Regions from separate parts of the Mus musculus genome. Here regions 1 and 3 are each linked to region 2. The links are chromatin contacts, found by Hi-C in ENCODE. All regions are on one chromosome and are shown on one strand. The core of a region is the stretch at or near the end of the contact, and the rest is flanking DNA. Distances in the headings are between cores, read along the strand shown.

Region 1 (3,068 bases), core at 225-2,724, 87 kb after region 2:
TTCTGCTAGCAGCCTTCAGATGAAGATGTAGAACTCTCAGCTCCTCCTGCACCATGCCTGCCTGGACGCTGCCATGCTCCCACCTTGATGATAACGGACTGAACCTCTGAACCTGTAAGCCAGCCCCAATTAAATGTTGTCTACAAGTTGCCTTGGTCATGGTGTCTGTTCACAGCAGTAAAACCCTAACTAAGACAAACATAAATTAGAATTTTTTGGAAGTAATAAATGTGTTTTGATATGGGAGAATGAATCTACCCTTCCTTTCTGTAACTGTTTTTGCTACGGTTTATGTTCATAAAGTCACAATTGCCCAGGATTTCCTCAATTTATGTTGAAAGTATTTCATTATTCCTGAATGCACCTAGGCATCTTAGTTAAAAAGACCAAAGATAAGGATATAAAGAAGACAAAATTAGTTCTCAGCATCCCATGACCCTGCAAAGTTAACACACTGAAACCGAGACGGACAGCCACGGTGGCTGGAGTTCGGGTGTCCAGACGGACAACCATGAAGGCTGAAGTTCAGGTGACCATCTTTCTCTTGTACTGACTCAGAACCTGTTCCTCTTGTCCTGCCCATGGCTTTGTATGCTCAGCTATTTACTATTCAATTAGAGATTATCAGAGGGGACATAAAGGGTGGAACACCCGCTGCTGATAGCATGGTAAGGAACAGGACAGAAAGGTATAAAGTGAAACTCAAGAGAAAAAATTATTTACATAAAACACTCAAGATATCCTAGCACTTCAAAAGGCAAGTTGTTGACCTTACTAAATGACTCCCACAGGAAGTTTTAGGGTAAACTTTTTAATTTTATTTTTCTATTTTCTCATTTTTTTCTCAGCACTTGAGAACAGCTTCTTCTTTTGTAAGTAGCAAGCAAGCCTCAGGGTCAATCTATTAATAATTCCTCTATAGGCTAACAACATATAGACAAAAGGTAACAGCAGCCTGGGGCAAGATTGTGACTAAGTTTTCCCATCTTTGTTTTCTAGGGATGTTGGTCACAGTATCCACTGTAGGCTAATTAGTGTCTTACTGTAACAAATCAGGAAATTACTCCTGGAAAGCCAGCTCTGTCACTGCCTCATGTGACACTCGGGTACCCCTTGTGTGGCACCAGTAGATCCATGGTCAGGTATCCTCAGATTTTCAGAGTCTGGGTTAAAGCATAGAAGCTGGGGTGGATGTCCTTTTAGGAGATTCCCATGGCTTTTACAAACTGCTAACACAGAATCCTGAAACTTTCTGTCATCACGGGGTAAATTGCATTTCCTCAAAATGAATTTTAAGAGGATCCTGCAGTCAGAACCCAGCTGGGTGTATTCTGCACTACAGGTCACGGCATTCGCTCCTCTTCCTCCCCTGTCTCTCATATTTCCCGCGCCAGTGTGTCTCCTGTGAGTTTCGTTTTTGCTAACATCGGTCCTGATTTGCTCTGCCCTCAGATTTTCCATTTCCCCAATGAGTCTGGAGGTTGTTCTGCGAACTCCCTGCCTCCTACAGCTACTTGGCTACAGTTCGGTGGGTGGGGTGCCTCTTGTCAAGGACTGTCTGGGTCAGAAGTGCCTGGACTGACGTTTGTTGGAGAGACAGACGTGCTGTCTCCAGCTGCAAGGCCATGAGATAAAGCGCTCTTTCAGCGCCCGTTCTCCTCCTCACTGGATAAAGGAACATAGAAGCAAGCGGCTTCATTTCTGCCTCTCTCTCACCCATGAACGTGCTGCACTCTCTGATTTCGGGTTGGAAGACTGGGACTGAAGGTTAAGGACAACTGTCATTGACACCAGCAAATCACCCAGAAAAAGGCCTACCCCCGTAAGAAGTCTCATCACAGTCAAAATATGCTTGATATCTTGTCAAAGTGGCACGTCCCACTCCATTTCTCAGCCTTACTGAATTTCTGTTCTCAAAGTTTCCTTGCCATCTCTCTTGGAGTCAAATTCAGCAATCTTTCAGTGACTGTTTCAGTCTCTCTCCCCCTTTCCACTCATCCTCAGCATCTGGCTTTTGGAGCCTGTACCAGTTCCAACGCCCCCACTCTCTTTCCCACACTCTCCCCGTTTTTCCCTTCACTGCCCCCACCCCTCTTGTCTCCTCTCATTTGAATCTTTCCCCTGTTCTTTTTGGCACTCTGCACAGGACCCTGAGTGTCTCTGTCCCTCCCGTTCTGTTTATCTTTCTTTTCTTCCAAAACTAAGTCCAGGGAGGAGGGAGGGCAGATGGCAGTTCCTGCCTATGACATTTCTGTCTTTTCGCTTTAACAAAAATAATCATTGCCCAGTAAGACTGGTTCATACTCATGAAAAGATAAATGTTTGCAAAAGGATGGGAAATGGGACAAAAAGTACTTATTTACTGAGCCTGGCGTTAAAATCTGAAACTGAAGCCAAGAGGAGACTGTCCTTTTAATTGATAAGAAAGAAGCCAGCGCTGTGAAGCTCAGGGTTATTGTTCTGCAGGTCTGTTGCCCTGTCTGCGCTAGTGAGAAGTTTTCACCCAATATTGGGTAGTTTATCACCTATCTGTATGATTTTTGCTTTTTAAAATGATTACATAATTTCAAACTGAGCATTGCGGTGCACACCTTTAATCCTAGCGCTCTGCATGCAGAGGCAGGCTGATCTCTACCAGCCTGGGCCTGATCTACAAAGCAAAAACTAACTAAAAGTCATTACATAGTTTTCATAATAGCCTAAGAAGAGTGTAGAAGAAAATTAAAATACATAAAGATATGGCGTGGAAAGTGAGTCTCTAATCTACCCAAATTCTAGACTACTTTCTTAGATGGAAACATCCATATTCATAATGAACCTCTTAATATATATGCAATGCATGTTGGCATTTGGTCTGGGCTGTGCCCCACAGTGACCTGGCTACAGCCAGGTGTGCCTGGCTCACTATAAAAGAGGCTGCTTGCCCACTCCCCTCTCTCTTGCTCTCTTGCTCTTGCTCTGTCCCCTTTCTCCTGGTCCTCCTCTTTCCCCATTCCCCTTCCCCCTCTCTCCCCATTCCCCTTCCCCCTCCTGCCATGTGCTCATGGCCAGCCTCTACTCCTCTACTC
Region 2 (3,086 bases), core at 494-2,993:
GCATAACACTGTTTAACTGGCTGTCATTTATTTTCTCTGCATCCTCAACAGCCAAACATTTTTTACTATTATTATTCCCTTTAAGAAATCAATTCTTCGTGCACTTTGAACCTCACATGACCGGTTCTCTCCTCCTAAATCTTCAAATCAGCTACACACTATCTTCTCTTTTTAAATCTCCTTGTTTAATCCTCTTCGCATTGGCTGACCACCCTGGTCACAACTATGTCCAATTAAAGCAGTCATCACATGCCACGCTCCAGCTACTGCACTCATGAGGAGTCATTATTCACCATCTGAGTCTGACTGCGCCAGACATCAGTCAAGAGCTCGATAACCTTATTCCTGGATTCTTCCCCGCTTTATCCTCCCAGCTCAAGACCCGTCCTCCCAGTGAGACACTGTCAGGGCTAAATATAGCTCTACGCACACCAGCAGTTCCAGGCCATTGTCACATGGCGCTGCTGACGAAGGACTCCTTGGAGACGCGTTCACCCAAACATACATACACAAGTATGCGTGCATATTTATCCATATACACCATACGCCCCGAATCCATCTGCAAACGGGCACATTTACATTCACAAGAGAAAACTGCAGCCCAGATGCTCTCCTAGCGCCCTTTACCACGCTGTGCGAGAGAACACCTCGCCGCACTGTCAGTGCCTTAGCCACAGTGCTTCGCCTGAACTGAACCAATTTGGATGGGGTAAGGTGGCAAGGAATAGTCAAATCACACGCACACTCAGAGAGAGAGACAGAGAGACAGAGACAGAGCGATAGAGCGAGAGAGCGAGAGAGAACACCTCCGTTTCCGCGTTTGCCCTTTTCTCTAGTACAGTGCTGCTGAAGTTATTCCCGGGGCTCTCCAATAAAGAGGAGCCTCCCTCACGCACTCAGCCCACGAGGCTACCAGGTACCCCGGGCCACGTTATTATCACCCAGGCTAGTGTCCGAAGGCAACTCACCTGGGTCACAAAGCAAAACAAAAAACAGGCTACTTGTTCAAGTTTGCATACGAGCCTGGGGAACACACAAGTCCTGTTTCCCTGACTGTTCCTGGGAGTCAGACCTTAAATTATAAGGAAACTGCAGCAAAAAATAAACAACAGCCTGAACACTCTCAAGCACCCTAGGAAACTAGCCAAAAAGTACATGGAAACAACCCTAGGTATGCACAAGAAGCTGAGAGGGAAAGCAAAAAGGATGAACGAGACTCCAACTCAGACAAACCCTCAATATCTAAGATCTCCAAACAGAAGGCCTGGCCGGGGCGAGGCGCAGCACAGCGTCCCCAGATCCCCGGGTCCCCGGGTCGTCAGTGCTCAGCCCCGCACCTGTTGGGAGCGCGGCAGCCCGGGGCACGGAAGCAGCAGGCGCGAGAACTCCTAGTTCTGTGGCTCTGCCAATGCTCGCCAGCCGAGGATCTCCCGCCACGCCGGGGCGCACTGGACAGCCGGCGCCGTTCCGGAGCAGCGCCGGCGCAGCCCGCTCCCGCCATCCCGCCGCGGGGTCCCCTGGAGCACCTACCCGCACACAGCTCGGAGCCTCTGCCTCCTGGCTGCCGTACCGAGGCGCCCCAAAAGGCGAGCTCAGGACCGGGAAGGGTCGAACGCCAGAAGAAAGGGAAAACCCGCCGATCCAGTCGGGGTCCTTGTTTATACTGAAACTCCAGCCCGAGCCGCGCACACCCCCTTGCTGGGGAAATGCCCGCCTCCTGCCGCAGGCCACGCCCCCGCCCGCCGCAGGCCACGCCCATCCTGCGCTGGCCAATCGTGGCGCAGCTCTCCGCCCACGCCGCCCTGCAGCGGGCGCTCGGGGACTTGCCAGGGTTCCGCGGGTAGGGACTCCCGTGACGCTGCGGCCGTACCCACCCACGCTGCAGAGGCTGGCTTGCTGGCGCAGCGGGTCTCCGCAGCCTGGGCAGGGCCCACTCCGGCGCGCGTTTCCTCCTTCGTGTCGCTGCCCGCGGCTGTTTGTGCACTCATGTGTCGCCGAGTGTGTATTCATTTGCCTTGTGTGCTCTACCTGTAAATACCGGCTCGACTCGTTGTACAGTATCTATTATCATAATTATGAGCTGAAGGTTACTGTCCGTGTAACTTTCGGAGGAGATCTGAGAGGAACCACGAAGCACTTGCTGAGTGTTGGGTATTGTAATAAACGCTGGGGGCACACTGGTGGCCGCAACCGGCTGGTCCCAGAAGCTTACTGGCTCCTGGAGGGCAAACGCTAAATAAACTGCTATTCAATCCACATGTAAAATTACAGGTGTTAGAACTTTCGCAAAGGAAAGGAAGATACTCTAGTGTGTAAGGCTGGTCCTCGGTGAAGGTTGTTTTTATCATTGTAGACAGCTACTTAATTGAATCAGCCATTGAATACCTGATAACTATTTTAGAAAAGAAAAAAATAAATATAGAGGTAAGAACTCAATACTCTCCTACGCGTGATAGAAAGGTAAGGGAAGAAGTTGAAATAAAGATACCTTACCCATGGGGGGAAATGCACAAGATTTGGAGACTTTGCAGCTGTGACCCTGAGTATGAAAAGCAGGCTTTGTAAGCTTCCGTTCATACATAAACACTGTAGGACCATCCCATAGACTGTAATTGGCCTTATTAACATGGAGCAACACGGTTCCTCCTCTAAGGTCCCTGCATCTTCTCTCTGGGATGGAAAGAGCCTCTTTTAACCTAACGTTCATGTTCCTTGGCTGGTCTTGGCTGGTCCCTGTCTCTCTCATACTTCCTGCTTCACTATCCTACGCATATTCTACAGATGCTTCTCCTTAAGCCCCGCAGTTTATTCTAAAAACCCTGAGCCTTTTGTTTATCTCTGGTGTCTGTTCTGTGAAGGAGAATGGGTCCACACAAGGAGCCGACTTCCATCCTGAGTCAATTAACAAGTAGACCATATGACACTGGGCAAAGCACACTCTTCCTGCTCACATAGCAAGAAACTAAAAGGGCTGAACTAAACCAGTATTTCTTAGTAGTGCCACCAGAAAAGCCCTTTGTAACATCTGTGAGCTCTCAAGACTGCTGAGAAGGCAACCCAGACAGCTGCCTTTTTACTTCCTGAAG
Region 3 (2,879 bases), core at 378-2,877, 130 kb after region 2:
TAATTACCGTCAAACCTCACTGGCGCAAGTCCCGACCATATTGTTGGCGAATGTGTGAATGTCAGTTCTATAGGATCCTAAAGCATCATGGTACAACTTCCAGAGATAAAAAGACATTCAGTAGCACTAGAGAAAAGGCCCAGATGTATCAACTTCAGACAGAAACTGTTGTTACTCTCATTATTCTTCTTAATGAAGCTAACACTTGCTGTGTTGATGATTGGGAAACATGACTGGGCTTGGAAGAAGTCAATCTGTTGGAAGCAGTAGATGAATCTGAAGAACTCTGCCCTTCTGTCTGAGGCTCCTTCGGTTGCTATAGCAACGTAGGAACTGGCTTTCTTAGGGGCTTGAGCAGCCTGGTTTGCTGCAGGCCAAACATTCCCTTGCTACCTTTGCACTGGGTATGCTTGAGACTAAGACAACAGAGCATTCTGGAAACACAGATTTCTTACCTATGAATTGATTGTTGGGTGGGAAAATATGACTCTGGCTTCCATGAGTTCACAGGCAACGTGTATACTAGTGACGGACATGGAGCAACAACTCAAAGGCCTCCTCTTCTCTCTCTCATTACCTCTCTCATTTCAGGCTTTTCTCAGAGTTTCCTTGTCTCTTCAGTGGTCAAGTGCTTAGATAGCTGCTCTTAACAGTTGTTGCCCGGACCCCCTCCAACTCACTGATTGCTGAATATGGGAATGGGAATGCTTAAGACGGACGGAATAAAGAGAGGAACGGAGAGATGTTTATGCTCCAGCTCCGCCCCCACCTGCCCAGGCGGAACTGACTGTCCTCCAGACCCCTCCAAAGTGAAAGCAATTATCACCTCTTCTCTTCCCAGGATAAACTCAGTGCTCCCAAGGAGCTGTGAAGGTCAGCAGTCCCCAAGGGGGTTTTGCGGCACCTACTGGCTCGAACTTTCTGAGAGGGCTTCTCCAGGAGAGCAAAGCGTGAAAGGGCTTCAGCTGGGGTTGTGAACTTTCACGTTTGTCCTGGAGTCGGAAATATACGAGTGGCTCTTTGTACCAAGAAATGACCCTGGGTTTTGAAGGAGGACAGGGATCATCTGGGGTTTCCCAGCTGGGTGAACAGGGGATGTGCTCACATTTGCTTAAGAGTTGTCACTGGATCTTAAACTTCCCTCTGAAACCAGAACCTTGTTTTAAAACTTTGTTTAAGACATGGCTATTTAAGGCCATTGGCTTCCCCCCCCCCCCGCCCCCTCCCCTCATCCTCTTCTCAACACCTCCAGGCTGGGTGGAAACCTTACAAGCTTACTTTGCCATAGAAGCAGATTCATTCAAGGGTTACCGTTCCTGTAACTTCACCCTGATACTTTTGGTTTTTTAAATCAGGAGCAAGCAGGTAGAGTGTCAGTGCTCATAAGGAACTGCCAGGAGAGCATCTTAGTGTAGTTGCCCCTCACATCGCGCCAGAGCCACGGAGCACACAGCTCTCTGGTACCTGTGACATTTCCAACACTCTGGAGGAAGAGCAGGGAGCCAGCACCTGCATCCAGATATGAAAGATAACTGCTGCTCGATCTGCCCCTCCCTCCCTCCCTCCCTGCCAAGCCAGCTGCTGTCACTTCCTTGGAAAGGTCAAGCACACAGATACAGTGAGGTGTCCTTGGGGAAGGAGGAGGGGAGGGTGGAGGGACGCTGCGTGTTGACTCACTGGGGCTTGACTAGACGCCCTCCTGTTTGCTCCACGCGAGTAGAGTCTGGCTGAACTCGAGTGAACTGTGTGCTCCCTGCAACATCGCCTCCTCCCTATTTGGTTATTATTATCACGGGCTTCCGAGCAGACAGGGGAGGGGAGTCAACGTAGAGAACATCCTGACTTTTAGGTTTCCCAGGCCCGACCCTGTCAAACCTGTCCAGTCTATGCATTTTTTTTTTCCCTGTATCTCCCTTGGTCCTCGTTTCTCTGAAACAAAAAGCTACATATAAATGTCCATTTTACAGTGAATTTTGAAGTGCCCTTGGCCTTCTACCATGCTTTGTGGATGTCCTCAATGCCTGCACCTACCACAAAGCTGCCATCACATAGAACATTAAAATAGGCCTTGCTGAAAGAGATGTCAGCAACAGGGCTCGCTCCCGTGTGTGAGCTTCCTGCCAGCCTTGATCCAAATGCACACGTGTGTAAGAGAGCGCACTACAGTGGGGTAGATCCTTGTACCTACGTCCCATCCCGTGCTGCGCGTTCCCAGCGTTTTTGTTTTGTTTTGTTTTGTTTTGTTTTGTTTTTTGCGCCTGGATTGTTAACACGTAGTAACTATATGATACCCTATGAACGGCTGCTCCTCCAGAACCAAAGACGCAGGATCTGGAGGACGAAGGGCAACAACAGGATATCCAAGAGGAGTTCCTGTGAGGATCCAGTATTGATAGTGTGGCAGAGGCCTCAAACCAGACCAATGACTCACTGAGGGGAACATTTGCAAGCAAAGCACTGGGCAAAAGGGTATACTGTGAGACACACCCTGGCTTCCATGGAGAGATTGTTTTGTTTTGTTTTGTTTTGTTTTATTTTGTTTGGTGGGGGGAGGTTGCAAGGGGGGAGGAAAGATATGGAGGGTTGAAGAGATGAGTAGGATTGGGGTGCATGATGGGAAATTCACAAAGAATAAATAAAAGTTCAAAAAAATAGTGTAGCCTGTGCTTTGATATCTTCAGGTATATATATATATATATATATATATATATATATATATATATATATATATCGTTTCCTTCCCTGTAATTAAAACTGCTCTTTTCTATCTGTGTTTTGAATAATTTCTTTAAGCTATATTCCCCAAAGTAGAACTCTTGGACCAAAGACATAAACATGTTTACAGCTCTTGCTATTTATTATTAGCTTATAACTTTTCA

What was found. Hi-C counts contacts between places; a loop is a spot of excess contacts on that map.
Region 1: a map of heart shows a loop between it and region 2 (4-fold over the local background). The contact joins the enhancer-like site here to the promoter of Rasgef1b in region 2. A Hi-C loop is called at or near these places in 8 of 37 maps with a recorded cell type or tissue (T-helper 1 cell, adrenal gland, heart and 1 more).
Region 3: a map of heart shows a loop between it and region 2 (2.0-fold over the local background). The contact joins the enhancer-like site here to the promoter of Rasgef1b in region 2. A Hi-C loop is called at or near these places in 6 of 37 maps with a recorded cell type or tissue (adrenal gland, heart and left cerebral cortex).

The regions. Positions count from the first base shown.
Region 1 is chr5:99,338,442-99,341,509 of GRCm38, forward strand. All of the region lies in intron 3 of A930011G23Rik (RIKEN cDNA A930011G23 gene), which reads right to left. Among named protein-coding and RNA genes, the nearest start is that of Gm35314, 27 kb to the right of the region's middle. Within about 2 kb of position 1,475, at least 1 of the 3 ENCODE cell types and tissues checked has a DNase peak (open chromatin) inside an H3K27ac peak, as active enhancers do; it is heart, where a contact is called at or near this core.
Region 2 is chr5:99,251,184-99,254,269 of GRCm38, forward strand. Rasgef1b (RasGEF domain family, member 1B) reads right to left here and starts at 1,744. Exons shown (of 14, transcript NM_181318.4): 1 at 1,531-1,744.
Region 3 is chr5:99,378,689-99,381,567 of GRCm38, forward strand. All of the region lies in intron 2 of A930011G23Rik (RIKEN cDNA A930011G23 gene), which reads right to left. All of the region lies in intron 1 of Gm35314 (a long non-coding RNA gene), which reads left to right. Among named protein-coding and RNA genes, the nearest start is that of Gm35314, 13 kb to the left of the region's middle. Within about 2 kb of position 1,628, at least 1 of the 3 ENCODE cell types and tissues checked has a DNase peak (open chromatin) inside an H3K27ac peak, as active enhancers do; it is heart, where a contact is called at or near this core.